4 separate regions of the Homo sapiens genome follow, and regions 1, 2 and 3 are each linked to region 4. The links are chromatin loops, found by intact Hi-C in ENCODE. Cell type or tissue: mammary epithelial cell. All regions are shown on one strand.

Evidence for each region. Hi-C counts contacts between places; a loop is a spot of excess contacts. Peaks named below come from ENCODE experiments on the same cell type or tissue, not always from the same donor. Only the 100,000 strongest peaks of a DNase experiment are listed, where the experiment ranks them.
Region 1: it touches region 4 in a loop (7-fold over the local background); 27 of 110 quality-filtered maps call a loop at or near these places.
Region 2: it touches region 4 in a loop (20-fold over the local background); 31 of 110 quality-filtered maps call a loop at or near these places.
Region 3: it touches region 4 in a loop (17-fold over the local background); 36 of 110 quality-filtered maps call a loop at or near these places.

What each region holds. Positions count from the first base shown.
Region 1 is chr15:34,521,981-34,529,980 of GRCh38, forward strand. It overlaps GOLGA8B (golgin A8 family member B), which reads right to left. Exons shown (of 24, transcript NM_001023567.5): 17 at 7,987-8,000; 18 at 7,682-7,769; 19 at 7,038-7,294; 20 at 6,627-6,770; 21 at 6,392-6,492; 22 at 6,209-6,309; 23 at 5,942-6,097; 24 at 3,115-5,854. The coding sequence ends at 5,652. MIR1233-2 (microRNA 1233-2) reads right to left here and starts at 6,391; the gene lies at 6,310-6,391. It also overlaps the pseudogene DNM1P5. In mammary epithelial cell, no CTCF peak of the experiment used is centred here; no DNase peak of the experiment used is centred here.
Region 2 is chr15:34,339,754-34,347,753 of GRCh38, forward strand. NOP10 (NOP10 ribonucleoprotein) reads right to left here and starts at 3,383. Exons shown (of 2, transcript NM_018648.4): 1 at 3,267-3,383; 2 at 1,966-2,355. The coding sequence starts at 3,320. The coding sequence ends at 2,215. NUTM1 (NUT midline carcinoma family member 1) reads left to right here and starts at 3,562. Exons shown (of 8, transcript NM_001284292.2): 1 at 3,562-3,949; 2 at 6,189-6,282. The coding sequence starts at 3,944. RefSeq lists silencers at 3,126-3,235, 3,316-3,415. In mammary epithelial cell, a CTCF peak has its summit at 3,489 (motif pointing right); a DNase peak (open chromatin) is centred at 3,408; H3K4me3 peaks cover 1,013 bases; H3K27ac peaks cover 1,123 bases.
Region 3 is chr15:34,057,911-34,065,910 of GRCh38, forward strand. It overlaps CHRM5 (cholinergic receptor muscarinic 5), which reads left to right. Exons shown (of 3, transcript NM_012125.4): 3 at 4,733-8,000. The coding sequence starts at 4,808. The coding sequence ends at 6,406. It also overlaps a transcript of AVEN not described here. Among named protein-coding and RNA genes, the nearest start is that of AVEN, 23 kb to the left of the region's middle. In mammary epithelial cell, a CTCF peak has its summit at 4,199 (motif pointing right); no DNase peak of the experiment used is centred here.
Region 4 is chr15:34,583,540-34,591,539 of GRCh38, forward strand. It overlaps GOLGA8B (golgin A8 family member B), which reads right to left and starts at 112. Exons shown (of 24, transcript NM_001023567.5): 1 at 1-112. RefSeq lists silencers at 1-262, 3,415-3,615 and enhancers at 385-886, 833-902, 887-1,387, 4,789-5,083. In mammary epithelial cell, a CTCF peak has its summit at 4,639 (motif pointing left); DNase peaks (open chromatin) are centred at 182, 4,672 and 4,962; H3K4me3 peaks cover 1,641 bases; H3K27ac peaks cover 927 bases.

The sequences.
Region 1 (8,000 bases), 62 kb before region 4:
GCACGCCATGCCTTTTGTGCTGTCTGAGCCATGCTGCCAGGGTGGGGCATCCAGCTCCCAGCCTGGATGCCTTGGAGTGCTGACAGCCAAATCCACTGCAGAGCAGGGGTGATAGGGTCCCACCTCCTCTATCTGTCGGCAAAACAGTGGTGATCTAGGATAAAACCTCGAGAGTCCCATACACACGGTCAACCCAAAACACACCTCACAGGTCAGGTAGGGGCACACAGCCCCCTTCCCTCCCTCCCAGGTACCATCATAGCTGCTAGCATGTGACTGAAGGCAGGGTCCCTGGGCTCCGCTGAAGCACTACCACCAGCCAGCAGGCTCACGCACCTTGGCTTGTTGCTCCTAGAGGTTGGCCCTGCTATTCAGCCGAGGGGAGCACAGTGCCTGCTGGCCCAGCTGAGCTCTGCCCAGCAAGCCCACCCACCTCCCTTGCCATGGTCTCCCTCTTCTTTCCCTGGGAGGAAGGACCCAGCCTCACCTATGGGACCTGCAATCTCCAACAAGCTGAGGCTCCCCTCTTAGACTTATAAGTTTATAGCCAGTGGCATCCGGCTGCCTGCCCACCCTGCCTCCCCCAGGGTCCCTTCAGAGGGTCCTGAGCTTCCTGACCACCCAGAGGGGGCTCCGGCGATCACTCCAACCATCCATCCCATTTAGCTTCATCATCCTTGTTCGAGCGATGTTCCTTCTGTCAGGCCTGGTGGCTGTTACGTTGGGCTCCCCAAGGTGAGAGGTGGCCCTGGACCAGTTGGTTGGAAGACAGGTTGGAAGACGACTTGGAAGACAAGTTGGTTGGTGACCAGAGAAGAGGGAAGCCCAAAGGGGCCGAGCGTTGGTCTGACCTGTGGGTACACTGCCTGGGTGCAATGGAAGAGGCCAGCATGTGTGGGGTGGGGAGGGCCGCCACAGTCCCCAGGCACTACCTGTGAAGCTCCGGCTCCTCCCTCCATCTTCCTCCCCTTTCCCTTCCAGCCCCTCTTTTCCAGGAACCTTGCCACAGCCGCACCTGCGCCCTCCCCTCCCTGGCCCTCCCACAGCTGCTGTGGCACACCTGTGCTCCGCACTGGCCTCACCAGCTCTCTGCTCCCTTTTGTCTCTCCTCTTTTCTCTCTGCTTTCTCTCCAACTGCCAGCCGATCGGGTCACGCAAGTCCATCCCATCCTGAGAGCCCCACGCCCCCCTTCGACCTCTAAACAGATCCCTCCTCTTCTCGGAGGCCTCCCTTTCCAAGCCTGCCTGGGCGGCTGTTCTGTGACTTGGCAGTGGCTCCCCCAGCCCCAAAGCCAGCCCCCTTCATCTGTGACTTAGTCTGTTGTAGTGGTGAGCTGACACGTCCAGGTGTGACTGTTGTGAAACTTGTGCCCCCCTCTGTGGTATGCCCTCGCATTGTTCTATAAATATCTATAAATACCCATACACACACACACACACACACACACACACACACCCCTACACCTACATGTGGCCAACGGCCTCGCCTCTAGTGCTGGGAATCAGTCACCGTGCTGTCCTCTTGGAGTCTTGTGGCCCAACAAGAGAAAGCTGTCCCGACATTGCCCCTCCAAAGTGCAAGACCTCCGGTGAGTCTCCCTGTCACGCCTGGCCTATGGAGAGTCAGCCCCCGCCATCCCTCCCGCCCCCCACCAAGCATGGGAGTGCTGTGCAGGCAGCTGTGTGGCCTGACACTCTCTACCAGTCCTGCTGTCCCTTGGCTGAGAATCAAACCCATTTCTGGATGACGGGGAAGTGTGTCCTCTGCTGGCTGTGTTCTCTGTGGAGCTCAGGGGAGGGGAAAGGCCAAGCCATTTCTAGGGTGCTGTTTGGAGGGGTGAAAAGGCCATACCCTTTCCAAGGGACACTTTTCCTGGAAAGCCCCTGGAACTTAGCTGGCTCTTGTCCTGTGAAGCCGGCTCTGGCCACCAGGGGGCAGGGCCACGAACTCAGCCTGAAGGGAGCCTGCCGGGCAGCCGGCACTCTGGAGGGACAGAGAGAACAGGCCACCAGGTGCAGACAGGGGAGGGAGGAAGGGGACAGAAGGGAAGACGCCTGGGGTGGGTGGAAGTCAGTGCCCTTAGGTGCTGGTACCTGTCTTCCCGGCCACCGCTACAACAGGCTTCCGAGCCTGTTGGCTGTCAGGGCTGGACTGCGCCCCATAGGCACCATGGCAGTCCCCGTGGAATCCCCCAGGCGCCACTAGGCAGCATACAGGTAACACGCCTGGAAGGTCCCTAACAGCCTAGCTGGACACACTCAAGACACTCTGGGGCTCCTCATTTGGTGGCACAAACTCCAGGACCCAGTGAGTGAAATGGGAACACACCAGGTCGGGCAGTATGGCTAAATCCATATATTCCAAAATAAAAAGCAAAATAAACAGGAGTCGCATCACCAGGGAGCCACAACCCCATCCCCGCCTCCTTCCTCTGTCTTATGCTAGCAATAAATAAGTTTCGCAGCCACAAATAATTATTACAACCTCCTCCCCATGTGCCGGCTCCAACCTCAGCTAGGTATGATACAGGGGCGGCCCTACCCTCTGGAATATACAAAACCTTACACAGACACAATATGTACACCGGGGAACGGGGGCCACCCCAGCAGCCCGTGCCCTCGCCTGGTCCACAGTTAGCCCCACTGTCCTGCCTCTCTGAATAAGAAGGTGGGAGCCCCCCTGAGGGAAAAGTTGCTATGGTGAGAGTAAGGGGGGCATCAGGCCTCCTCCAAACAAACCAACTCCACCAGCCTCTGGCTCTTAAATAACAATCATCATCATCCAGAAATTTAGGGACTCAGCCCTGATCGAGGGGGCAAAGGGTCTGTTTGTCTTTCCCCATTAGACAGAGGTCTTGTCCTGCTACCCTAATTGTAAAGGGGTGCCTGGGAAGGGGTGGTAGGGACATGGTGGCGGTGGAGACTCCGGCCCCACTTCTCCAGGCTTTGCTGACAGGGGCCTGCTTTTAATTTTTATTTTTATTCCATGACTTTTTTAAATCCCATAACTTCTTTTTCATAACTTTGTTTTGGTAACTTTTCAGAAAACGTTTTTCTACTTTTTTGCCACAACAGTTTTACATTTTTTATCCAATAACTTTTTCACCCCATAACTTTTTTAATCCCATACCTTTTTTATTTTGTGTTCTTTTAATAAACACTTGCATAGTTATACTACAATTTTGTGAAAATGAAACAGATTATCTCATGCCAAGCATGCCCAGTATTTGCACAGTATCAATACCTTTAATACTATAATTTTCAAGATGCGCAAAATAAAATTTTAAGGCAAAAACAGCACTTTGCAACAATTTAATAATTTATCACATTACAGTAGCATCACACCAGCAGTCAATAATGCCACTTTAGGCAAAAGTCTTTCAGTATTTCTGTTACACATTCTGTTAACAAGAACCCATACATTGGTAAAATTCATTCTAAGAAAACTTGGCAAACAAAGCTTTGGACTGGAATTGGCATTTCTTTCTCTACTTTTCCTTCCCACCATTTCTTTCTTTTAAACTACAGTATTCATATTTTAAAATGTTTTAACTTATTTCAGAACATAAAGATAGCAGTTACACTTTTAAATATTTATATTATTTTAAAATGACTCTTTAGGATACAGTTTTAAACCCACGGGCTAGAAATCATACCACTATTAGCCACATTATTTGGTCTAATATTTTTTCTTTATTATTCTGAAACTGGGTTTATCTAATACATTGATAAATTCATACAATTCGGAAGAGTCAGTTGAAGTCACAAGGACCCAATATCTGCCCTCTTTCAGTGAATGCCGGCAAATCTGTTATTCCATTGGCAAAATCGTATTGCTGCTCTCCTGTTAATCTCCTATTTATAAAAGGATCATGAGGCTGCCAAGTGCTAAAAATGGAGATGGTCTAGTAACTAGAAAACTCCCCACCCCAGGGAGCACACATACATATCTCCCTACAACCTAATAATGTGATGTGTTTTGGAACACAGACATTAGAACTTCATGAAGTTTTAACTGTTGATTCTTTCCCAAGCATCATCAAGTTATGATTTAGGCAATGTATGATTGAAATGCATTCACTCATCACGCATAGGCACAATCACAGAAATATTGCACAAAATATGTCCCTGACTGAAACTGAGAGGTACAAAAACATATTTCACTCTTCGTAAAGAAGTTTGTGAGGAAATACAACTCTGCGATCGTATAGACATGTTTCCTGATAATACATTGACATTCACAAACAGTAGATTGCAGCACAGTGTGTAAACATTTTCAGTTGCATAAACTTCTCCTTGATTTTCAAAGATAATATAATACTGTCTACTAAAATTCCTTTTTGTTTCAACTAAGTACTCTCACATATATTAGTTTATAATAATGTTTGTTATTATTTTCTAAAGTGTTTTCCACTCAAGGAAAAGAAGTAAATTCCTATGTCAGAGTAACCGAGGTGGTTGAAGAATAGGTATTAGCCAGAGAGGTCTAGATAGTAAAATCAAACTTCAAGCCTCAAAGAAGCTCCATGAACAGAGAGGAATGCCAGGTGTCACACAGCTTTCCTTCACTCTAATTCATTCTTGACTAGAGCCTGTATGCCTGTTTCAGAGACATTTAAACTCTTAAAGGATGTCTTATGATCTTTACTAAATACATTAAGAAGAATGCCAACCAGCGCCCTTTCGTGTACTGGGACAGGTAGTCATGTGATTAAAACAGGGAACACGAACTCTGACTTTAAAATGTATTGTAGATACAAATGCTCTAAGCTAGGAAAGGTTTTCCACATCCACAGCCAACGATGGCAGCCTTTCATTCCTCGGAAATAAGCCATTTTTAGGTCACTGAAAAAGAGTGCAACTGCTGCAGCTCACGATGCAATATCTTCATGAGCCCAGAGCACATACAAATCCAAAGGGAACTGCCACAGTACAGTGCTCATTCTTGGCACCGGAACAGATGAAACACACTGTATCCTGCACATACCTGCCAGAGCAGGCCACTTTCCTCTTCTGCGAGATTTAGAAAGCTCCCCCAAAAGGTTATCACTCCCATCACCAATACACAGAAAATGGAGGAAAGGCTGTTTCCAGTTCTCGGCCTTTAAACAGCTCTAAGTGTCAGTACTCATAGTGGCATATTACAAAGTAATAAACAGTGCACACTTGAGGGCAAACCGCATATTGAGCTATGGAAGAGCTCACTGTGATTAAGATGAGATCAAACATCATAGCAGAACATTAGCAAATTTTATCTGAATTCTGTAATGAACATCCATGCTGCAATAACATTAAAAAAGCACGGGAGCCTATTCCAAACCAGCGAGAACAGTTTTGTGCAAAGAGTGGGTCTTTGTGTGTTTGAACTCCCACCACGTAAGGGCAAACTCGATATGCATGCTAATGACCTACAATTATGAAATGAAAAAAGAAAAATGCTAAAGGATGCCAGAGTGAACATCAGTGAGAGGCACAGAGACCCACTCTCTTTTAACTTTTTACAAATAAACTTAAACTATAAATTAGAAACACAAATAATCATGAGTAGCTCTAACATTCAAATGAAGTAAATGAATTGTGTAGGAGATTAACCCCATAACTTTGTTTCGTTTTTAAAAATTTCTTGAGCAGCTCTTTGATGATGGTGGTGTTTATCTCCTTCTTCTCGGCAGCCAAGCCCAGCAAAAGCATGGCACACAGCAGTTGCTGCCCAAGCCTGGGTGCTCCTGGTGGTCCTGCATCTCACCAAGGAGCTGCAGGACTGGCTGTGCAGTAGGGTTGTCCTGGGAAGAACCCTCCCTGGCTTCTCCTTGTGCAGGCTCCACGCTGTTGGTGAGGCTCGCCTCACAAAGATCTTTGGAGAGAGAGAGGCGGGGATCTGAGTGGAGTGCTAGCCGCCCCCCGCTCCTGCCTGCTCACCCCGCCTGGGGGCTCTACTCACCACCATGCTTGTCGGCAGCCCCGAGCTCCTGGGGGGCTGGGGCTCCTGGACTGGGTTCAGCAGCAGGGTTCCGGGCAGCGGCCAGGAATTTGCCGTGCCCCTCGCTGTAGCTGCCACAAGCCGCAACACCATCTCCTGCAGCTCCAGCAGCTTCACCTGAAGGGACGGGTGCTCAGCTGTCAGGCCGCTGCTGGCGCCCACCCTCATGCCCACCCCACCCACACCCCCACCCCACCCCCACCCCCACAGGGATGTTGCACACCCTACCTTCCTCTCCTCCTTGTCCTGGGCCAGCCTGATGATGGCCTCCTCCCGGTGACGCATCTTTGGCACTGTCCCCTGGCTCTGTTAGAAGGCGATGTACTTTCCTGCGGGAGGACAGGGCTCAGACGCTGGGGCCCCTCCCATAGCCCTGCAGCTCCCCCTGCCGTGCCCTGGCCTCCCACTCACTGATGGCATCTCTCTCTCCGGTACTGGATGAATCCAAGTTCCAGTTTCTCCACATGCTCCCTCAGGTCCGCCTTCTCCTCCAGGAGGTCCATAAGGCCGCTCTGGAGCCAAAATAATGGGGTCACATCTCAGCAGCGACCTGCCCCAGCCCTGCCCTTCTTGGCCCATGCTAGGACTCACTCCCCTCCAGCTTCTCCATGACTTCCTGCAGGGCCCGGAGGGTCTCCCCACTCACAGACTCGCCCCCAGTCCCTGAGGCTGGGACTGCTGCCTCTGGCTCCTTCTCGGCCGAGGTGAGCGTCTCCATCACCTGGCCCAGCTTCTCCTGCAGCTCCTTTACTTGCTGCTCCAACTGCAGTGCGCTCTTGTTCTCGTGCTTCTGGACAGAGAGAAGCAATCAGCAGCCACCCACTGCAGCTGGAGACCCCAGAACTTGGTGTCTGCCTCCCATGGCACCGGGAAGGGTGGAGCCAAGTTAGAAAAATACTCTCCTCTCTCCCACAGCCACCAGAGCAAAGCTCTGGCTCACAGGTGCCTTTGGAAGTAATATTTCATGTGAGGGCTACACTGCCCCATTTTACAGGTGGGGAAACAAAGGCCTGGAGGGCTAGGGAGGAGGGCAGGCTCCCCAGGTGGGGCAACCCACCAGCTCCTCCAAGTCGCTCTGTGGCTCGGCCAGCTGCTGAAGCCTCTTCTCCCGTTCCCGAAGCCTCTCCTGCTGCTCCTGAAGCCTCTCCTCCTGCTCGCGAAGCCTCTCCTTTTGCCCACGGTTCAGGAGACTGATGCACTGATTGTTTTCCACCTGAGCCTGGAGCTCTCCTGCCACTCTCTCCAGCTCCTTCCTCAGGTCTTGCAGCTCCACCTCAGAGGACACTGCTGGGGCATCCGGGGGCAGTGGCTCAGCTGAGAAAGGAAGCAGATCATAAGGGCCTCTGGATTCTCAAAACAAAAATCAAAACAGAAAAAACAACAAAACACCCTCCTGTTGGCGCACAGCTCCTCTCAGGCTCCCAAACTTGGCTTCACTGCTAACGATCCCTCGCACCCGGATGGTAGCCAGTCTTCCAAACCACTTTCAGATAGAGAGCACTGCGGGTGGCTGACAACGGGCCCTCTTTGCTCATGGGGACACTGAGGCTCAGGGAGATGACAAGACTTGTCTCCTGGCACAGACCTCTTTCCCTCTGCCTCAAAGCCCTGCCATCCACCCACCTCCCTGGGGCACTCTAAGCCACCCCCACAGCCCTCTGATGCCAGTCCTGCTCCCAGGTCATGCCAGCCCCATCTTACCCATCTGGTTTTTGAGTCTGGACAAGCTCCTCTCCAGCTCCTCTACCCGATGCGTATCATGCTTCTTCTCCTCCTTCAATGTGCAAACCTGCCCAAAGCACAGGGGGAAAGGGCCCTGGAGAGAGGGGCTGGTGGCTGGACAGGCTCCCATCTCCCTCTCTGCCCCCACCTCCACAAAGCCCAGACCCAGGACCACCTCTGGCTGCACTATTCCCATTTTAAAGAGGCCCAGAAAGATCCAGTGACCTATCTTAAGTTGTTGGTGGGGGGGGGGTGGGGCGGGAGGCTGAAGGGTCAGATCTCACCTCCTGCGACATTT
Region 2 (8,000 bases), 240 kb before region 4:
AGCAATGCTAATTCTTTTTTTTTTTTCTTTTTTGTAAGATAAAGGCAGAACTGCAGCCAACATTAAAAAACTGGTAGCAAAATTCACTTACTGACTTTGGTGCTTAAGAAACATGTCTCCAATCATTATCCCCTTAATTGGATAAGATAACTTTTAAAAATCTTTCAGATCCAATGTTATATCCAATCCTGTAAGTGAACAAGCTAAGAAATAAAATTGCTTGACAGGAAACAAGTATCCCATTTCACAATTTCTCTAAGTTAACTCTTTAAAATCCTTCAGATCCAATGTTAAGAACCCTGCAAGTAAGTGAACAGGCTAAGAAATAAAATTCCTTGACAGGAAACAAGTATCTCATTTCACCATTCCTATATGTTTCAGTAATGTATTTCAAAATCATCTGTCTTCTATTAATTATGACTCCAGTTGAGAGACTTTTTTTTTTCTTTTCAGCAACCCACAACTATCCTGAACTTTTCTGCTGGGATGGTCAAATAGCAAGATCCAAGAAAAGCAAAGTCTGGCCGGGCACTGTGGCTCACGCCCGTAATCCCAACACTTTGGGAGGCCAAGGCAGGAGGACAGCTTGAGCCCGGAGTGCAACACCAGCTTGGGCAACATAGTGAGACCTCGTTTCTATAAAAAATTTAAAAATGGGGTGGACCGCTTGAGACAGGGAGGTAGAGGCTGCAATGAGTTGTGATCACATCACTGCACTCCTGCCTGGACCACAGGAGTGAGACCTGACTCAAAAAAAAAAAAAAAGTATTTCCAGGGTATGTCTTCATAAATCACATCTGTGCTAATTTAAGTTATATCTGCTTCTGGAATCTAGAATTTTTATCATAGAAAATAAAGATTGCAGAATTAAAATACAGACTCCACAAAGCAATTTTAAAATCTGCAGCACTAGGCCGGCCAAGGTGGCTCATGCCCGTAATCCCAGCACTTTGGGAGGCTGAGGCGGGCGGATTACTTGAGGTCAGGAGTTTGAGATCAGCCTGACCAACAAGGTGAAACCTTGTTTCTACTAAAAATACAAAAATTAGCCAGGCATGGTGGTGTGCGCCTGTAGTCCTAGCTACTCGGGAGGCTGAGGCAGGAGAATAGCTTGAACCCAGGAGGCGGAGGTTGCAGTGAACCAAGATGGCGCCACTGCACTCCAGCCTGGGGTACAAGAGCAAAACTCCATCTCAAAAAAAAAGAAAGACCCAGGCCAGGTGTGGTGACTCATGCCTGTAATCCCAGCACTTTGGGAGGCTGAGGTGGGTGGATCACTTGAGGTGAGGAGTTTGAGACCAGCTTGGCCGACATGGCGAAACCCTGTCACTACTAAAAGAAATACAAAAATTAGCCAGGTGTGGTGGCGTGCACCTGTAATCCCAGTTACTTGGGAAGCTGAGGCAGGAGAATTGCTTGAACCTGGGAGACGGAGGTTGTAGTCAGCCAAGGCTGCACCCCTGCACTCCAGCCTGGACAACAGATCTAGACTCTGTCTCAAAAGAAAAAAAAAGAAAGGCCCACCACTAAATCAATTTGAGTTCAAAGATAAGTTAATCAGGAGAAAAATCAGACTAAACAGGTTAAGTAACTTTCTCAAAGTTATACAAAAAGCAAATACTGGTCTTCTGACTTTCAATTCACTGACCTCTGTCTGTAATATGCCTATTACTTTTACAAGTACTCTTCCATTTTTAATCAAAATCTTATTTCAAGGGACAAGAAATTACGTTAAGTGACAACAGAGGTATTTTTCAGTGAATGCTGACAGCTGTGAAAGTCTTAATCTTTCTTCCCCAATACCCTCCTATCATGAACAGCACATGACCACTCTTGCAACAGCAGGACTGAAGTTTTTCTTCCAAGTGGTATTGTTGCAACTCTCTGGGGTACTCTCCTTTATCATCTCCCTCCCTTTAAAAAAATACTGCCAATCCTTTCCTCCAACAACTCACAAAATAAGAGTTTTTCAAATCATTTTATCTTTAATAATCTTGTAGTAATTTAAAATATGAGAAAAAAAAGTCAAATGTGTTCCCTTTATGGGTGATGCCACCATGATTGCCTCACACAAGCATAATCAATCGCCACGAGAGACTGGATGCCAAAGAGTATGGCTGGCAAAAAGGCATCAGGGCTCACAGTCCGAAGAGTTTGGTTACGGAGTCTCCGAGGGGTAACAGGTGGCAGAAAAGACATCAGTTTAAGGGACCCTCAGAGGACAGGGCGCGGTTGCTGGGTCATGAGCACCTTGAAGCGTTTCTTGATGGTGATTCGGTGTCGAGAGTATTTGTCATCTGGGGAGAACCGAGCAGGATGGGCTGAGCAGGTCTGTTGTCCCATCGGGTCAAATTTCTGCTCCAGGAACACAGAATGTATGTCAGTACAGGAGTGATGAAATGGGGTGGGGCCAGCGCGAAAAAGGGCAAACATGAAAATAGAAGATGCAATGGTCAACTCAAAAAGTTGTACAAATAAATAGAGAAATATAAAATTTAAAAAGGCCGAGCGCGGTGGCTCACGCCTGTAATCCTGGCACTTTGGGAGGTCGAGGCGGGAGGATGGTTTGAGACCAGCCTGGGCAATATGGCGAAACCTCGTCTCTACAACAAACAAACAAACAAAACCAACCAACCAAACAAAAAACCCCAAAACCAAAAATTAGCCGGGTATGGTGGCGCACGCCTGTAGTCCCAACTACTCGGGAGGCTGAGGCAGAAGGATTGTTTGAGCCCAGGAGGCGGAGGTTGCAGTGAGCCGAGACCGCACCACCGCACTACAGCCTAGGCAACAAAGCGAGTCCCTGTCTTTAAAAAAAAAAAAAAAAAAAAAAAGGAAAAGTGAGTGCAATGGCGCTATCCCGGCTCACTGCAACCTCTGCCTCCCGGGTTTAAGCGATTCTCCTGTCTCAGCCTCCCGAGTAGCTGGGATAACAGGCGCACACCGCCATGCCCGGCTAATTTTTTGTATTTTAGTAGAAACGGAGTTTCACAGTGTTGCCCAGAATGGTCGCGAACTCCTGAGCTAAGGCAATCCACCCGCCTCGGCCTCCCAAAGTGCTAGGATTACAGGCGGGAGCCACTGCGCCCCGCCAGAATTTTTTCTTTTAATTAAAAAATGAGTCGCGCGGTCCCGGTTCTTCCCCACCTCGGTTCTGGACTTTCTGGTTCCCCGCACCCAGCTAGGTAACTCCACGTATGACCTCACCCACTCCTCCCATCTACATTTCTCGCCATGCCTATTTACACCCTGTTTTCTCTCCTCACCTTCAGCGTATAGACTCGATCTCCCTGCTCGTTGAGGTAATACTGGAGAAACATGATCGCTTATAAGCCAGCGGTCCCAATTCGGTCCACCGCTCAGTCTGCAGTGGTCCGCCCGACCGCGTCACGTGTTCGTCAATTTCCTTCCTGCATAACCGGAAGTCTCTCTCTCCTGGCACTCCGGAAAATGTAGTCAATTTTTGCCTTGTTTTCAGCTAGCCAGAAGGGGGCGCACGAGAGCAGGGCTTGGCTTGGGGCCCTACTTGCAACTTTGCAGGCTAAAACACGTGGAGTGTCCCTACTGTGTGCTAGGTACACGGCGTTAGAGGGGGGTAGGGATGGATGTGGATAGAATATTGACGTATAGAAGCCTGTCTTTGTCTCAAGATACACACCCATTTCAGGAGCAGTGAGTTTTCAATGCCTGAAGAAACAAGGGCTCCAGGATTCAGAGCCCCTTTACCCTAGGGAAGAAAGAAGAGGTTTTCTTCCCTCCCCTCTTTTACATCCAGTTCCCCTGCTCCATTTCAAAGCGTTGGCGGTAAAGAATGCATGTTGAGTATCAATATTCCGTAAAGCGAAAGAGCGTAAAGTTATTTTATGAAACTGGTGAAGCATGTTTCAGCGGTCGAACCAAGATTTAAAGTTAGGTCCCTACCGCAAATTCAGCGCTCTTTCTTATGGTGGTGAGTAGCTAATAATAACGTAATAAAGTGCACCTTCTAGGAGTTTTTACAATTTTTAAAAGAATATAGAAGTTCTCCTTATAAGACTCTCGTTTAAAGAAATGAAAATGAGAACCAAAATATCATTACAAAGATCATCGTTACGCCATTATTTACAATGACAAAAGCATTGGAATATATATTAACTGTGTAACCAGAAAAACCTGCACTTTTTTTTTTTTTTTTTTAAGAATATGGTTTGGCGGGGCGCGGTGGCTCACGCCTGTAATCCCAACACTGGGAGGCTGAGGCAGGCAGATCACAGGTCAAGGGTTCGAGACCAGCCTGGCCAATCTGGCGAAACCCCGTCTCTACTAAAAATACAGAAAAATTAGCCGGGCGTGGTGGTGGGCGCCTGTAGTCCCAGCTACTTCAGAGGCTGAGGCAGGAGAATCATTTGAGCCGGGGAGGCAGAGGTTGCAGCGAGCTGAGATAGCACCACTGCACTCCAGCCTGGGTCCGTCTTAAAGAAAAAAAAATATGGTTTGTGGCTGGGCGCGGTGGCTCACGCCTGTAATCCCAGCACTTTGGGAGGCTGAGACGGGTGGATCACAAGGTCAGGAGTTCGAGACCAGCCTGGCCAATATGGTGAAACCCCCAAAAATACAAAAATTAGCGGGGCGTGGTGGCGGGCACCTGTAGTCCCAGCTACTCGGGAGGCTGAGGCAGGAGAATCACTTGAACCCAGGAGGCGGAGGTTGCAGTGAGCCAAGATCACGCCACTGCACTCCAGCCTGGGCGACAGAGCGAGATCCTGTCTCAAAAAAAAAAAAAAAAAAAAAAGAATATGGTTTGTATTTACTTGTAGTTGCATAAAAAATCTCTGCAAGTATTCACAAGAAACAGATGATACTGGTTTCCTCTGGGATAGAGAACTTAGTTGCAGGAGAAAGGGGTAAGGGTTGGGAGGCAGACTTATTGCTATGTATTTTATTACGCAGTTTGATTTTTGAACCTTGCTAATGTATTTATTACCTGTTAAAAATTTTTTAAAGGCCGGGCACGGTGGCTCACGCCTAGTAATCCCAGCACTTTGGGAGGCTGAGGCGGGCGGATCATGAGGTCAGGAGATCGAGACTATCCTGGCTAACACAGTGAAACCCCGTCTCTACTAAAAATACAAAAAATTAGCCGGGCATGGTGGTGGGTGCCTGTAGTCCCAGCTACTCAGGAGGGTGAGGCAGGACAATGGCGTGAACCCGGAAGGCGGAGCTTGCAGTGAGCAGAGATCACGCCACTGCACTACAGCCTGGGTGACAGAGCGAGACTCTGTTTAAAAAAAAAAATTTAAATCTAAGTAGTTAATTTTGTTAGAAAGGAAAATGATGATTTTAGCCTTCAGGTCTTTAGAAAAGAGAAAAGATATCTCAGAGGAAGCAAGAAAGATGCCATGAACCCCAGGGAAGGCCTTTTGGGGGAAATCCACGTTTGGATGAAGCTGTGGCTGTAGAGGATGCTCTGGGAGTTACTGGCCTGAAATAGTCGCCAGGAACCTTAGCAGATAAATTTTATTTTTAAAGTTTAAACCAAAATAATTTAACAAAAAGAAGGACTTTCTACTCTTGAAATTTTAAACTGCATGGCAGCTTTTTTATTTAGTGAGGCTTTTCAGCAAAGGGTAAGGCGTCTGTGGAGTACAGAGCCTATGTTAGTAGATTGGACAGCTTTCCAAGGAAATGATGTGCACACAGCAATCGAGCACCTTGGATCATCTGACAATTCTAATTTTAAACTTTAGTTCCCTTGATCCTTACGTGTATAGACCAATGTACTCTGAATTTAGTTCAGAAAATATAGCCATCATTGAATTAAGTCAGGGGTCTACAGTCAACCTGCTGTTAATAGGAAGTCAGTTACAGAACTGGCTGGGATGGAAGGACACAAAATGAGATATGTTGGTGAAGAATCGAAGTGTAGTGAACCAAACGGTAAAACTGTAATGTGTTGGGAATCTGAGAAAAAGTTTACAAATAGCCCTAAAGAGGCAAACATCAATTGTGTTGCCAAACTGTAGTTTGAAGGGAATTCCTGGTTTTTTCATACTTACTAGAACCCTTCATGGAATATCTGTCCCCACCCTCACCCCACTTTTCCCTCTCCCCTCCCCCACAGCAGAATGCCTTGAGTTCCGTATTCTAGTTCTGTGTGATCTGATCTTTACCTTCCCTTCCTTGGATCCCTGTGCACCTACTGGAGCCAGGTTACTCTGGGTCCTGGACCTGACTGCCTCATTCTGGAGGCTTCCAGACAGCCACAGTTAGTGCCCAAACCTGAGAGGATGGCTTCAGATGGAGGTAAGTCTGCAGGTGGTGAGGAGGATTTCTGGTACCTGCTCATATCCTTTGAGACAAGCTCTCTGGGCTGACCTAAAGGAATGTGAGGTGCTACACCCCGTCAAAGGTATCACACTTGGGGAGGCTAGGGAAGGAGATTGTACCTTTAAGACTAGGGGCTGGGGAAGGAAGAGGACTTCCTTAAGGACAGATTAAGGTGTCTCTGAGGACACATGCTGAGTATAGAGAAAGGATGGCAATTAGCAACTTGATTCTCTTGAACAGGGGACACTTCCGCATGTGTTTTTGTGGTGGGAGAGAGGATCAGGGGTATGTGTCTTAGGACTGGCACAGAGAGGTTTCAAGGGGGAAGGCCCAAGTTCATCTGTCTTTTTTAGGCAACTGGAGCCTGTTCTAGGATTTTGCCATGCTTGAGCTTATGAGGGGAAGGGGATGTGGAGGATGGAGGATGGGAGGGTAAGGTGGGAAGGACCTTAGTGGGAAAAGATAATCTGTAGTTATCTGTTGCAGAGAAATGCCTTCCTGAAAACTAGGCTGGAATGTATTATAAACTGCCTCTGCTTGGGCCGGGTGCGGTGGCTCATGCCTGTAATCCCAGCACTTTAGGAGGTCGAGGCGGGTGGATTACCTGAGGTCAGGTTTTTGAGACCAGCCTGGCCAACATGGCGTAAACCCCGTATGTCCTAAAAATACAAAAATTAGCTGGATGTGGTGGTTCGTGCCTGTAATCCCAGCTACTTGCGGGGCTGAGGCAGGAGAATCACTTGAACCCAGGAGGCGGAGGTTGCAGTGAGCTAAGATCGTGCTGCTGCACTCCAGAATGGGCCACAGAGCAAGACTCCATCTAAAAAAAAAAAAAAAAAAAAAAAAAAGCAGCACTTAGAGGCAGTGATGGCTTGGGCTTGTCTCTTCTTGGCAGATAGGGGTCTGTGTGTCTTGTTGAAAAAGAAGCAACTTCTTTAATGCAGTCATTCTCAACGAGAAGTAAGATCAAAATCACTTGGGGGACATTTGCAAACTATGCAAGTTCCCCATCCATATCCCCTCTTTCACCTGTTGAGAATCAGTGCTTTGAGTCTTCGGGTCTAAAGAAGAACTCAGATGGGGTGTGGTGGCTCACACCAGTTATCTCTGCACTTTGGAAGGCTGAGGCAGGAGGATCACTTGAGGCCAGGAGTCTGAGCCTAGCCTAGGCAACATAGCGAGACGTCATCTCTACAATTTTTCTTTTTTTTTTTTTGAGACAGAGTTTTCCTTTGTCACCGAGGCTGGAGCACAGAGGCGCAATCTCAGCTCACTGCAGCCTCAACTTCTTGGGCTCAAGCGATCCTCCCACCCCAGCCCCCCAAGTAGTTGGGACTACAGGTGCATGCCACCGCACCTGGCTTATTTTCGTATTTTTAATGGAGACAGGGTTTTGCCATGTTGCCCAGGCTGGTCTCAAACTCCTGGAGTCAAGCAATCCTTCCACCTTGGCCTCCCAAAGTGCTGGGATTACAGATATGAACCACCGTGCCCGGCCTCTACAAAAAAATTTAAAAATAAAGGAGGAATTCACCTGTAATCCCAGCACTTTGGGAGGCCGAAGCAGGCGGATCACAAGGTCAGGAGATCGAGACCAACCTGGCTAACACGGTGAAACCCCGTCTCTATTAAAAATACAAAAAGTTAGCCGGGCGTGGTGGTGGGCGTCTGTAGTCCCAGCTACACAGGAGGCT
Region 3 (8,000 bases), 530 kb before region 4:
CTTTTCCCTTTTAGCAAAGAGCTTATTCCATTTATCAGAGAGAGAGAGATTTATTTTTATTTTAAAGGACTGGGTCACATGATTGTAGGGGCTAGCAAATCTGAAATCTGCAGGCAAGCTGGAAAATCCAGCAGGAATCAATGTTGCTGTCTTGAGTTCTAAGGCAGTTTGGTGACAGAATTCCTTGCTCTTTTCATTCGGCACCTCAGTCTTCCCTTAACCCCTTCAAATGATCGAATGAGGCCTACCCACATTATGGTGGGTAATCTTCTTTACTTAAATTCTACTGATTTCAGTATTAATCATATCTGAAAATACCTTCGCAGCAATATCTAGACTGGTGTTTGACAAAACAACTGGGTACTGTAGCCTAACCAAGTGGACACATAAAATTAACCATCACACTATTGATAAATAAAAAATTACAGGAGGTCATTGTTTTGGACTAAGCTCTTGAACTAGGCTCCAACAAACCAGAATAAAAATCAAAATGGAGCCACCCATACTAAAGTTCCAAGTCAACAAACCTAAACTAAGTTGTTATTTGACCTGAGAAATCAGGAGAGAGAGAGAGCCAATTTCCCAAACAGGCCACTATAAATCTTCAATCAGCATAATAAGGAAGTTCTCTCTGCTTTAATTCTAACACACACACACACACACACACACACACACACACACACAGCCTGAAGTAACCTGATGTTAACTAACCAGTTATTTTCTGTTGTTCTGTCTGGAAGTAACTAATACACCCTTGTTCTTTGCTTCTGCTTTCTTCAGGCCTTCTCTGCCTATAAAGCCAAATTCTTCTGGTCAGCTCATCAGAACATTTATTTCACAAAATGAAGAATTGCCTGATTCTAGAATCACAAATAAAGCCAACTGAGATCTTTACAATTGTTTTAATTTTGTTTTTTGACACAATATAATATACAAAGTCATAGAAATGTAGGTATGTTAGTTCCCATAGTCCAATTTCCTTTTTTTCTTAACTTTCTTCTTTTGAAACAGAGTCTCACTCTGTCGCCCAGGCTGGAATGCAGTGGCAAGATCTTGGCTCACTGCAACCTCCACCTCCTGAGTTCAAGCAATTCTCCTGCCTCAACCTCCCAAGTAGCTAAGATTACAGGCACACACCACCATGCCCAGCTAACTTTTGCATTTTTAGTAGAGACAGGGTTTCATCATGTTGGCCAGGCTGGTCTCGAATTCCTGACCTCAGGCTATCCACCCGCCTCGGCCTCCCAAAGTGCTGGGATTACAGGCGTGAGCCACCACACCTGGCCTCCTTATTTTTTCTAATGAGGAAACAGATGAAAAAGAAGTACCCAGGCTATACATGTGTCCAAAGGAGTATGTGCACATCCAAATTCCCAGAAACTTCCATAAATTGCTTATGACCTGATAATAAAATTAAGTGGAAAAATTAAATCCTTCCAAAACACCATGTATTCCTATTTTGAAGAATTGATTAGAAAAAATTCAGCAAGCGGTCAGATCATTTTACTACTTCTCTCCGGACTAATGCTCCCCAACACCTGGATGTTGGGACTACCTTCAGAGTAGATGGGGAGTCTGGAAATAGCTGACACAGCTCTCCCATAAAGCTGACTTTTCTCTTAGGTCCTCTCCTGTCCCTCCTTCTCCTGCCAGCCTCTCCAGTTTCACCTTTCACTTCTCAGCTTTCTTTGGCTCCAGCTACCTTGTTTCTTTCCATTCCTCCTCTTTTGCCTCTGGGCTTACAAACAAGCTCTTCCCTTCCCTGTCTGAAACATTCTGGCACTAGCATCCCCAGCCTCCACCCACCTTTTGCCTAGCTATTGGTGACTTCATTCTTCAAGTCTCGACTCTTAGGTCTCTTCCTCAGGAAGTGCTTCCCATGTCCACTCAACGAGGCTGGAGGTCCTTCACAGGTGCCCCTATGGCATGTTGCACCCCTGCTATTTCTATCTGCTAATTTATTTACATTCCCAACTAGTGTCTAAAGAGCAGAGACATTAGCCTATTCCATGGTATCGCCAGCATTAGAGTCTGTTCCATAATAAACATTCAAATATTTAAGAGGGGCAGGAGAGGAAGGAAGAAAAGAAAGAATAAAGGAGAAAGCGATTTCCACAGGCCCTTTTTTGCACTGTGTGGCTTAGATCTGACCATTGGAAGATAATCTGTGATGGCATTTGCCTAGAGATTTGTAGAGTGTAGAGTAACTGGTCTTTTCAGATGCTGGGGAATCTCTACCTAATGACCTGGCAACCTTAGAATTTGCTTCAACAACTTGAAGAATGTTGATAACACCGAGGTATTATAGGTATAAGCTGACAGTTGGTAGCAGCAGGAATGGAGAGGGACCAAAAAGAGGAGTCTTCGTGGGTCAGTTAGACTGCATGTGTTTGGGAGGTGAAGAAGCATGCAAGATTGGGAAGATGGGAGAATCTGGTTTCCGGTGCAAGACAATATCATCAACTCGATTCCATATTGAATTTGAGGTGTTATGAAAACACCCAAAATTACAGCTGAAAATATAAAGCAAAGCCAAGAAAACTGTAGCCCTTTGCAAATTTGTCACCTTTCTGTCAGTTACTGTTATCAAAAAAGTGTCAAGACTGGCCATAGGCAGAGCAGAAATACCCCATTAAATAAAATTGCCCACATGGGGTATTTTAAGGGTCATCAAAAAGATTTTCACCGGGCACGGTGGCTTTCGCCTGTAATCCCAGAACTTTGGGAAGCTGAGGTGGGTGGATCGCCTGGGGTCAGGAGTTCGAGACCAGTCTGGCCAACATGGCGAAACCTCATCTCTACTAAAAAGTACAAAAATTAGCCAGGCTTGGTGGCTGTAATCCCAGCTACTCAGGAGGCTGAGGCAGGAGAATTGCTTGAACCCAAGGGGCAGAGGTTGCAGTGAGCCGAGATGGTGCCACTACACTTCAGCCTGGGTGACAAGGGCAAGACTCTGTTAGCCGGGCGTGGTGGCAGGCGCCTGTAGTCCCAGCTACTGGGGAGGCTGAGGCAGGAGAATGGCGTGAACCCAGGAGGCGGAGCTTGCAGTGAGCCGAGATAGCGCCACTGTACTCCAGCTTGGGCAACAGAGCGAGACTCCGTCTCAAAAAAAAAAAAAAAGATTTTTTTTTTCCCTTTACCGCCCATTATCATGTCAAGGTGGTGTTTGTTATATATCATCAAATTTATGTTGTATGCATATATATCTCTAGAAGGAAAAATAAATGGTAGCAGTGGTTACCTCTGAAAATGGGGAGCTTGCAAGCTTGGAGGTCAGAGGTGGGAGGGAGACCTAATTTCTACAATTTACCCTTTAGTACACACTGAAATCTTTATCATGTACATAGATTTTTTAATCTACAAAGGGAAAATTTCATTTTAGTTTTGAAAGTTAAAATTTGTCAACAGAGGGTTAATTAAATATAGTACATCCATTAAGTGGAATAATGTACAGTCATTACAATGAAAGTGGTAGCTCTAGATGTACTGATAAAAAGCTGTCTGTGATAATTCATTTGTTAAGTAAAAAACAAAATTCAAATTGTAAATGGTAAAAGGCACCCATTTAAAATAATTATTAGTATATGCATAGGGGAAATTGTATTTAAATATTTATTTATTAGTATATGCATATGGGAAAATGCCAAAATATACACTAAACTGTTAGCATTGATTACCTCTGCAAGGTGGAATTAGAGGAGACTTTTGCTTTCTAAGATTTACATTTTGACATTGTTTGAGCTTTTATAAGGAATGTATTACTCTATAACCAGAAAAAAGATAACCTAAAACAATTCTATGATATTGCAAATAGTTCAGGAACAGAGAGAAGGTCCTTATCTTCAGCAGCTGGGGCAAATGTAAAACCCCCTAGATGAAAACCAGATATGCACTTGGAGTTTGTGCATTAGGGCAAGGAGAGGTGGTATAATATGGTCTTGGCTCACAACGGCACCTCAGTAATGTTTAATAATCAAGACTGGGACTATAGAATAGATACCACTTTTTCCCCAGTGCATGACGATTTAGGTATTTATCACCAGGATCTTAAAAATATAGGGTTTCAGCCCTTATGATCATTGCAATCTAAAGTGATTTAACATCCCTGCTTTCCTCTCTTTACTGCTTCTCAACAATCCATTTTTTTTCCTTTCCCTTCACCCTCCTCGTCTTCCCAGCCCTTTTTAAAATTGCCACAAGAGGGCAGCAGCCTCATGCATAAGAAGGGCACTCAGCCATAGGTAACAACAAAAAGCAAAAGGATGCCATTAAAAATAGGTGATCAAACTTTAGAGATTTCAGCATCTTGCTCTGAATATGTGTGCAGCCACGTTTAATATTCCATTAGAAACTATAAACAATGGGCCGGGCGCGGTGGCTCACGCCTGTAATCCCAGCACTTTGGGAGGCCGAGGCGGGTGGATCACGAAGTCAGGAGATCGAGACCATCCCGCCTAACACAGTGAAACCCCGTCTCTACTAAAAATACAAAAAAATAGCTGGGCGTGGTGGTGGGAGCCTGTGATCCCAGCTACTCGGGAGGCTGAGGCAGGAGAATGGCCTGAACCCGGGAGGCGGAGCTTGTAGAGAGCTGAGATCGCACCACTGCACTCCAGCCTGGGTGACAAAGCGAGATTCTGTCTCAAAAAAAAAAAAAAAAAAAACTATAAACAATGGATGGACAAGAAAATCATGCTGGTGTGCGAAGCTAATGTGTTTCCCTCTCTTCCAGATGCTGGCCAAGAAGAGCTGAAATAGAAAACAGCCTAGAACCTAACACTATTTACTGTAAAATTTTTGCACCAGGATGGAAGGGGATTCTTACCACAATGCAACCACCGTCAATGGCACCCCAGTAAATCACCAGCCTTTGGAACGCCACAGGTTGTGGGAAGTCATCACCATTGCAGCTGTGACTGCTGTGGTAAGCCTGATCACCATTGTGGGCAATGTCTTGGTCATGATCTCCTTCAAAGTCAACAGCCAGCTCAAGACAGTTAACAACTATTACCTGCTCAGCTTAGCCTGTGCAGATCTCATCATTGGAATCTTCTCCATGAACCTCTACACCACCTACATCCTCATGGGACGCTGGGCTCTCGGGAGTCTGGCTTGTGACCTTTGGCTTGCACTGGACTACGTGGCCAGCAACGCTTCTGTCATGAACCTTCTGGTGATCAGTTTTGACCGTTACTTTTCCATCACAAGACCCTTGACATATCGGGCCAAGCGTACTCCGAAAAGGGCTGGCATCATGATTGGCTTGGCCTGGCTGATCTCCTTCATCCTCTGGGCCCCAGCAATCCTCTGCTGGCAGTACTTGGTTGGGAAGCGGACAGTTCCACTGGATGAGTGCCAGATCCAGTTTCTCTCTGAGCCCACCATCACTTTTGGCACTGCCATTGCTGCCTTCTACATCCCTGTTTCTGTCATGACCATCCTCTACTGTCGAATCTACCGGGAAACAGAGAAGCGAACCAAGGACCTGGCTGACCTCCAGGGTTCTGACTCTGTGACCAAAGCTGAGAAGAGAAAGCCAGCTCATAGGGCTCTGTTCAGATCCTGCTTGCGCTGTCCTCGACCCACCCTGGCCCAGCGGGAAAGGAACCAGGCCTCCTGGTCATCCTCCCGCAGGAGCACCTCCACCACTGGGAAGCCATCCCAAGCCACTGGCCCAAGCGCCAATTGGGCCAAAGCTGAGCAGCTCACCACCTGTAGCAGCTACCCTTCCTCAGAGGATGAGGACAAGCCCGCCACTGACCCTGTCCTCCAAGTGGTCTACAAGAGTCAGGGTAAGGAAAGCCCAGGGGAAGAATTCAGTGCTGAAGAGACTGAGGAAACTTTTGTGAAAGCTGAAACTGAAAAAAGTGACTATGACACCCCAAACTACCTTCTGTCTCCAGCAGCTGCTCATAGACCCAAGAGTCAGAAATGTGTGGCCTATAAGTTCCGATTGGTGGTAAAAGCTGACGGGAACCAGGAGACCAACAATGGCTGTCACAAGGTGAAAATCATGCCCTGCCCCTTCCCAGTGGCCAAGGAACCTTCAACGAAAGGCCTCAATCCCAACCCCAGCCATCAAATGACCAAACGAAAGAGAGTGGTCCTAGTCAAAGAGAGGAAAGCAGCCCAGACACTGAGTGCCATTCTCCTGGCCTTCATCATCACATGGACCCCGTATAACATCATGGTCCTGGTTTCTACCTTCTGTGACAAGTGTGTCCCAGTCACCCTGTGGCACTTGGGCTATTGGTTGTGCTATGTCAATAGCACTGTCAACCCCATCTGCTATGCCCTCTGCAACAGAACCTTCAGGAAGACCTTTAAGATGCTGCTTCTCTGCCGATGGAAAAAGAAAAAAGTGGAAGAGAAGTTGTACTGGCAGGGGAACAGCAAGCTACCCTGAAAAGTCAACAACTCCTCTCGAAAGAACAATGACCACAGTCAACATCCTCTGAGGATGAGCAAGCTGATTCTGGTTTGTATATTTTCAAAAAGAAGACATCTCATTTTGAGTCCTTGAAGATTTTTGTAAAGGCTCAAGTTTGGTTGCCAAATGGAAGGGGCCATAGCTGCAGCAATTGCTGACATATTAAATGACTCTTGCCTATGACCAAGGCCATTTGATGCCAGGGGAGTTTGCCAATGAAGTAAAGGGATAGGCTCATGGCCCTTCACAAGAGGAAGCACACTGGGTAACAATGAACAGTGACTCAGGGAACTTATGCCCCTTCTGTAGGAAACAGCAGAGACCAGGTGGAAACCTTTTCCTGTGGAAACCTGTCATAGAATTTTGTGCAATATGTATGTGTCTATGAAGCTGTCTTGTGCCAGTGAGAACCAGCAGGAGAATGTACAACAGTGTCACTTGTTAACGAGACTGATATTCAACAGGCTTCTAAGAATATGTATCTTCATAAACTGATCACTATCTATTATGCAGCTATTATGTGGTCTATACTATACTGTGGTTTGTTTTCCTGTCCCCACATCTGAGTGAAGGTCTTGCTCTTCCCTTTCATATCCAATGTCAATTCCTTGTACTCACTGAACCCATGCTGATCTCCAGGGAACCATCCTTCCTCTCAGAATCCAGAGTCTGGAAGGACTGAAACCTGGTCATACCCAGTCCTTTCAAGGGGCCTCTTTTCTACTAATAAAGATGGATCAAGTCTCCACAGTCAGTTATTTTAGTTTTTGCCAGTGGAAATTTTTTCTTTTATCTAAACAGATATTGTGCATTCTATTTTGTGCCCATTTGAACCCATTTATTTATGCTCTGTTCTTAGGAAGACTAATTGTGTAAGAGCCCTTCACTGGCTGAAGATTTTCTCCAGGCTGTTGAATTAAGGTTCTTATATTGTTTTCAGAGATCTTGCTTTCTAATCTCTTCACAGGGCAAACCTGAGCAAAATGTGGAAAACAGATTTGCTTTTGAATTTCTTCCAGAGCCCTTTTGCAGCCTCCAATTTCCCTTGTTCAGATCCCCAGTTCACACCAAGACGCAAGCAGGTCAGCTGTGCTGCCTCCAAGCAGGGGGTTGTGGGGTGAGGTGGGGGTAGAAAGTCTTTTTTTATAGGTCCTTCAAATCAGGGCCTAAAAATGACTTCTTTATTCCTCTCCAAATTCGGTCACAAATGAGAAGGCCAGAAAAGCACACTTGAGGGTGCGATGAAGCTGAAAATGATCTGAAAGCTTCATTTTTAAAAACAAAGTGTAGGTCATAGTAATACATAAAAATAAAACAGTTGACATGCATGACAGCATGAGGATTATTAAAAACCACACTTAATTGAAATCTCTAAGTGCGTATAAACAAACGGAATCAAAGGACCTTTGTGGACAAAAGTCCACAAAGAAGCAGTAGTGTGGTACACAGCAAGGATTTTAAAGATGAAGCACTCCTGTCAGACATTATTTAACTCGTTGGTTACATCTGCAGCTGGACTTAAAAATCACCAGACTTCATGCGTCTTAGTGTAGGCCGGGTCCTTTTCAGT
Region 4 (8,000 bases):
GGTCCGCCGCCGTCCTCGCCCCGCAGCCGCCGGCTCCGTCCGGGAGGCTGAGCTCCTTGAGAGCCCGCACGTAGCGGCACACCGCGACTGCTAATTAGCCCGGAAGCTGAATAGCGGCGGGTACATACCGCAAGCGGAGTACGGAAAGCACGCAGGGCTGCCGCTACCTGGCGCACGCGCACTGAGCTGCGGCTGCCGAGCCCGCGCCCCGGTCCCTGCCGCTTTACCTCACCCGCTCTTGGATCACTGGGGCCGGGAAACGCTTCCCGGCGACACCGCGCGCGGGGAAGAGAGGGAAGAAAAAGATGCGTCCGTGCCGGGCGTTCACGAGGCCCTGCGGCCCCTGGCCCCGGCACTGGGACATCGGCAGGGCGGGCGGGTGCACCCAGGACCCGGGTCCAGCCGGGAGGATCTACGGGACCGGGGCTGGAACCCAGACGTTGGACGGCTCAGCGCCCCGAACGTCCCGGGCCCTGGGGAGCACACAGATGCCCGAAGCACGTCCCGGCCTTGCTGGCTGGGGAGTTGCAGGGGTCTGGTCTCGCGGGTAAAGCCGGTGAACGCGAGGCTCCGCATCCTGCCCCGGCCGCGGCGCTGCGCCCTGCTCGCTCTGCCCGGTGCAGCTGTAAGCGGGGACCTTAGAGCTAGGAACCCTCGGGGATCGCGGCCTCCGAAAGCCCCATCGGGCAGGGGAGGCCCCCTGCTGCCTCCCCACCGCAGCACCCCTAGGCGCATGCTGGACTCCAAGTCTTCCCTGCTGGTCCCCAGTAACCACCCTAGCACCCCATTTCTGATACTCTGCTGCTTTAGCCCCCAGCCCCAGGGCCTCACTCCAGGCCTTTCTCTCCTTGCTGTCCTGAATGGAGAGGACCCTGACCTCCGCGGGGCCCTGGGGAGCACACACTCCCAGACACTCACACACATCCCCAGGAGAGCCGGTCTTCCGCCCCCACAGCGCGAGAAATCGAAATCCCCTGGAGGCCCTGGGCGAAGGTCGTGCTGGAGACTCCGGTGTCACCTTCGGCCCTCTGGCCCTTTCATTGAGTCCCAGGCAGATGTGGTAAGCCGTGGGAGAGGCACAAGGTGCCTAGTCTGTGCAGAGTGGGACCTCAGCTGCCTCGCTCCCCCAAATCCTGGTGATTTGCCCTCGTTTTCTTTTCTCCTTGTGGCTGGACTAGGCGAAGCTGTGGCATGGGAAGTTCTGAAGACGGGGGGGGGGGCGGGGGGGAGGGGGAGCACAGAAGGACAGGGGGCCTGGGGGTTGAGGAGAGCCCATCTTCCTGCTGCCCTGAGGGCCTGACCTGAGACCCTGAGGAGAACGGGCTGGGGAAAACCAAATCCTGAGCTGCACTAGGGTTAGATACAGTGTGGACTTGGCCTCTGCACACCCTGAGCCTGAGTTAGGACAGCAGCTGTGAAATGAATGGGATTCAAGATGGGGTCTGATAAATCACATTTATATCCTCTTCTTCCATTCAACTAATGGATCAGTGTTTTTAAAAGTCTAAGCCACATAACAAAGAGGGCAGAAGGAAGTCGTTAGCAGATGAATGATTTCATCTGGAAGATGAAGAGGATTTAGAGATCTATGGGATAGATTCGAGGGCACAAGGCCAGAACATACGAAGAGGGTCTGGAGCCCGGGGGCGGGGGTGGCTGACCCGTCCGTCTGTGAGAACCTCAGGGAGCCTCCAGGCTCCAGTGCAGTGCAGGTATCACAGAGGGCAGAGTGGAAATGGGACTGGAACAGGTAGAATAAATGAAGATCCAGCATGGACAATTAATGCCCCTCCCCCCAAATCATGGATGCAGCCAGTCACTTACCCCAAAGAAAAAAATCAGAGATTCTCTCCAAAGAGAGTTGTGTACACTGCCTGGTGAGAGTGGGTGCTGCTAGTGTAGTTGTCGGTCCTCTGGAGGAAGCCTCCCTACCGTGGCATTTAAAGGTCCACCAGTGTAATGACTAGCTCCCACTCTAAGCTCTCCCCACATGCACATAACCACCATCAGCCTGTCCATAAAACTCCTTTAGATACGAAAGGAGAGAACGCCTATTTAATAAACGGTTCTGGGAAAACTGGCTAGCCATATGTACAAAGCTGAAACTGGATCCCTTCCTTATACCTTGTACAAAAATTAATTCAAGATGGATTAAAGACTTAAATGTTAGACCTAAAACCATAAAAAGCCTAGAAGAAAACCTAGGCAATACCATTCAGGACATAGGCATGGGCAAGGACTTCATGACTAAAACACCAAAAGCAATGGCAACAAAAGCCAAAATAGGCAAATGGGATCTAATTAAACTAAAGAGCTTCTGCACAGCAAAAGAAACTACCGTCAGAGTGAACAGGTAACCTACAGAATGGGAGAAAATTTTTGCAATCTACCCATCTGACAAAGGGCTAATATTCCAGAATCTACAAATAAATAAATTTACAAGAAAAAAAATCAAACAACCCCATCAAAAAGCGGGCGAAGGATATGAACAGACACTTCTCAAAAGAAGACATTTATGCAGCCAACAGACACATGAAAAAATGCTCATCATCACTGGCCATCAGAGAAATGCAAATCAAAACCACAATGACACACCATCTCACACCAGTTAGAATGGCCATCATTAAAAAGTCAGGAAACAACAGGTGCTGGAGAGGATGTGGAGAAATAGGAACGCTTGTACACTGTTGGTGGGACTGTAAACTAGTTCAACCATTGTGGAAGACAGTGTGGTGATTCCTCAAGGATCTAGAACTAGAAATACCATTTGACCCAGCGATCTCATTACTGAGTATATACCCAAAGCATTATAAATCATGCTGCTATAAAGACACATGCACACATATGTTTATTGCGACACTATTCACAATAGCAAAGACTTGGAACCAACCCAAATGTCCAACAATGATAGACTGGATTAAGAAAATGTGGCACATATATACCATGGAATACTATAAAAAAGGCAGCAATAAAAAAGGATAAGTTCATGTCCTTTGTAGGGACATGGATGAAGCTGGAAACCATCATTCTGAGCAAACTATCTCAAGGACAGAAAACCAAACACCACATGTTCTCACTCATAGATGGGAATTGAACAATGAGAACACTTGGACACAGGGTGGGGAACATCACACACCGGGGCCTGTCATGGGGTGGGGGGAGGGGGAGGGATAACATTAGGAGATATACCTAATGTAAATGACGAGTTAATAGGTGCAGCACACCAACGTGGCACATGTATACATATGTAACAACCCTGCAAGGTAATGGGTACAGCATACCAACATGGCACATGTGTACATATGTAACAAACCTGCATGTTGTGCACATGTACCCTAGAACTTAAAGCATAAAAAAAAAAATGTATCCTTATCCTGTTGCCATTTTGAAGCTGCATTTGCTTGTCCAACACTGGCTTTCAGTTTAAAAGAAGTGTACCTAAAAAGTTAACAAAACAAATGCTATACTTATGACAGTGCCTATGCTGTACTGAGAATGGTTAGGTGCTGTCGCATTTTACAGAAAAGATGTACTGATTTAGTTCAATACTGACTAACAAATCTAACCTTTTATTTATAAGATATTCTTCAGGACAGCATCAACACATGTAATAAGTAAAAGATCATATATGGATCATTTCACTTTTGATCCAGTCAAATATAAACAAAACTTAACCATTTTTATCACAGAATCAGTAATAGCTACCATTTGCTTTGTGTCTTCTATATGCCAAGCCTAACAATGGGCACCTTTGCCTAAATTAGTTTATTTTCTCCCTTTTACCAACCGCGTGAAATAGACATATCTTCATCATTTTACGTATGAGAAAACTGCAGCACTGACAAGTAGAAGAATCTACCTGAGTGCATTCTTTTTTTTTTTAATTTTAATTTTTTTTTTTGAGATGGAGTCTCGCTCTGTCACCCAGGCTGGAGTGCAGTGGTGTGATCTCGGCTCACTGCAAGCTCCGCCTCCTGGGTTCACGCCATTCTCCTGCCTCTTGAGTAGCTGGGACTACAGGCGTCCGCCACCACGCCTGGCTAATTTTTTGTATTTTTAATAGAGACAGGGTTTCACTGTGTTAGCCAGGATGGTCTCCATCTCCTGACCGCGTGATCCACCTGCCTCGGCCTCCCAAAGTGCTGGGATTACAGGCATGAGCCACCGCATCCGGCGTGAGTGCATTCTTAAGTTTAAAATCTGTAGGTTAAAATTAATTCTACCTATTTCCAAAACTTGTGACTTTTAATCTCGGCAACCTCACCTCAATAATCTACTATAAAGAATAAGCTTCCACTGTTCTTCACCTCTTCTTTAAGTGAAGGTTCCATCAAAGAAATACCTTGGAAGCTGAACATTTAAAACTTTATTATACTCTGAGCTAGTCCTGATGAAAAAGAACGAGACCATCACTACTTTAGATATTTTTTCTCAAAACATATTAAAATATGACTTGTTGAAGGATAATATATTTTAGTTAAACAATTGCCACTTAATTCACAGACTACATATTTTTTTTACCTACTGAATGCATTTTGTTTTTCGTCTGATGTGTTAGAATTTCTTTTGAAATGCTGAAGCTCTGTAGGCTGTTGCTCAGGCATTCCTGGTCTTTCTGTGTCTTTGGTTGCCATCCAGTGGCAGCAGCCATATACTGCAGTTGAGTAACAGAAAAGAGAAACCCTCTACTTTCCAAGATGACTGTGTTTTTTCATTCAAAAGTGAACAATACGTGTATTAGTCCATTTTCACACTGCTATAAAGAAATACCCGAGACTGGGCCATTTATAAAGGAAAGAGGTTTAATTGACTCACAGTTCTGCATGTCTGGGGAGGCTTTAAGAAACTTACAATCATGGCAGAAGGCAAAAGGGAAGCAAGGACCTTCTTCGCATGGCGTCAGGAATGAGAGGGAAGAGCGGGGGAGACCGCTACTTATAAAACCATCAGATCCCATGAGAACTCACCCACTATCGCGAGAACAGCCTGAGGGAACACTATCAGGAGAACCCCCATGATCCAATCACCTCCCATCAGGTCCCTCCTCTGACACGTGGGGATTACAATTGGAGATGAGATTTGGACAGGGACACAGAGCCAAACCAAATCAGTAGGTATTAATTTTGTGTACCTAATTTATGAAACTTTTAGCCCAAAATTAGTTCAGTATTTTCCCTTTTGCCAACCCTATGAAGTAAGTGTGTTTTCCTCATTTTATGTGAGAAAACTGCAGCACAGATAAGTAAAAGAATCTACTCTAGTTTCTATAATTATTAAGTTTCAGGGTTATGGGTTAAAATTAATTCTGTTTATTTCCAAAACAGATGCCTTTCTTAAGGAAAGCATCACACAGATAAAATAAATAAAAGGTAATATGTCTTATGTTTCTTTCAAGAAAAATGAAAGTTTTTTTCTAACATTTATTGTTTGTGACATTGATTTTGAAAAAAAAACTTGAATTATAAACATAATACAATTTGAAGACAAAATTTAAAGATAATATGAAATTATATGCACTTGAAGTAAAACTTTTGTCCCCACTGAGTCCAATGAAGATACACACGTATCTATATACTGACAAAAGACAGTTCTGCCTACATTTAAAAAAACAGTTTTTATTTTTATTTTATTTCTTTATTTATTCATTTTGAGATGGAGTCTCACTCTGTGGCTCAGGCCGAAGTGCAGTGGTGCGATCTTGGCTCACTGCACCTTCCTTCTCCTGGGTTCAAGTGATTCTCATGCCTCAGCCTCCTGAGTCATAGGCACATGCCACCACACCCGGCTAATTTTTGTATTTTTTTTCCTTTAGTAGAGATGGGGTTTCACCATATTGGTGAGATTGGTCTCGAACTCCTGACCTCAAGTGATCCACCTGCCACGGCCTCACAAAGTGCTGGGATTATAGGTGTGAGCTACCGTGCTTGACTATTTTTTGTCAGAAAGTATATAACCAACATTTTCCCCTTCAAAAACTCATTAAAGTAGTTGTGTTAAAAGTTCTGCTGAAGTCAATAATTAGCACATCTGTATATCAGTGATTAATGCCATCAAATCAAATGCTAGCTTTCCCACATTTTTCTCAAATATGATTTCTTACCAATGGCGGGGTGTGGGGTTAATATAAAGGTCCTAAAAGAGAATTTACAATCATAAATGTATTTAGATAATGTCTTCCCAGATGGACAAGTTGTAGTCTGTAGTGTGGATAAAATTTTTAGGAAGTACTTTAAAGCAGAGGCATATTAGAAACTATGAGACATATTAAATCAGAGACAGATTAGAAACTCTGTGAACAGAGGTGAGAAACATGTACTGCCATAAAAGAAAATGAGGTTTATTTAAGCCACTAAAAGTAAGGATATAAAATGGACAATCCTGATAGTTAAAAAGTTTAGTGTTCATCCACCGGGGCCTGTCGTGGGGTGAGGGGATGGGGGAGGGATAGCATTAGGAGAAATACCTAATGTAAATGACGAGTTAATAGGTGCAGCTAACCAACATGGCACATGTATACATATGTAACAAATCTGCACGTTGTGCACATGTACCCTAGAACTTAAAGTATATATAAAAAATAGTTTAGTGTTCATCTATTCAAAATATAGTATAATTTTATTTGAGATTGTCTTTTTTAAGTTTGAAGATTAAAAAAATTGGTATCAAAAGAATTATTTGAAAAATATTCTTCATCTGAGTAAAAAGTCCTGTGTCTCTGGGTAGATATTAATTTTATTCCAGTCGATTTAACAAGTTGTAAACTGGGGAGTGGGAGGAATAAAGCAGGAAAAAGTCATCCCACTTAAAATTACCTATTTGATTAGGATGTCAGAGAGTAGCTGATTCACTATGCTATGGTTATAGCCATATATGATTTTTAGTTTAATTTTTGAATTCAAAGGTTGGCAATAACCAGATCAGAAAATGTATCGTATGTTGCCGAACATTCGGAAGTTGCTTTCACCTCACACTGCTCTACCGAAACTTCTTTGTTTAATGTCACCAGTGACCTCTGCATTGCTAAGCCCAGTGGTGGTTACTTGAGTATCTTTTTATTTGGCCTAGCAGCAGCATTTGACACTTTTTATTTCTCCCTGTTGTTTGGTACATTTCTTCTCGTGGCTGCACGGATTCCACATTCTCTTGGTTGTGATTCTTTCTCACTGGTCATCTTTCCTAACCTCCATTGTTAATTTCTCCCCTTCTCTCCGCCATCTTTAATATTGGTACACCTGAGAGCCCAGGCTCTGGTTCCGTTCTCTTCTCTTAGAAACCCTTTGAAGCAGGCTTTCTAAACCATGGCTCTGCTGACATTTTGGGTCAGACAATTCTTTATATGTGGGGCTATCCTGTGCATTGTAGGATGTTCAGCAGCATCCCTGGTCTCTAATAGCCTCTACCTATTAGATGCCACTAGTAATTCATTCCCCAACTGTGACAACCAAAAATGTCTTCAGACATTGCCAGCTGTACCCTGGGGAGAAATAATTGCCTTCAGCTGAAAACCACTGACGTACTCTTTGCAATCTTGAGGATATCATTCAGACTTATGCCTTTAAATACATCAATATGATATTGATTAACATATTTATTTTATGAACCCAGTCTTTCACAAATTTCAGGCTTGTATATCCAACTGCTTACTTGGCATATTCAGCTCAATGTCTATAAATATCTGAAACTTCAGATGTTCAAAACAAAACTGATCTTCTCTCCTAAACCCTTGATCTCAGTCATTAACACATTTTTATGCTAATTCCAGCTTTCTGTTCCCCAGACTCAAAATCTTGTCTTCAATCTTGACTTTTCACCTTATCCACATTCCACATTAATCTGCATTCAGCCCATCTGCACAGATCTTCTAAATACATTCAAAATGCAGCCATCTTTCACCCGGGTGTGGTACACTATCATCTCCCTCTGGGATTTCTGAATCTTTTGCTGAGATTCCATCGTTAATTCCAACCGCTCTCCCTACTTCCACCCTTGCTTCTCTGCTC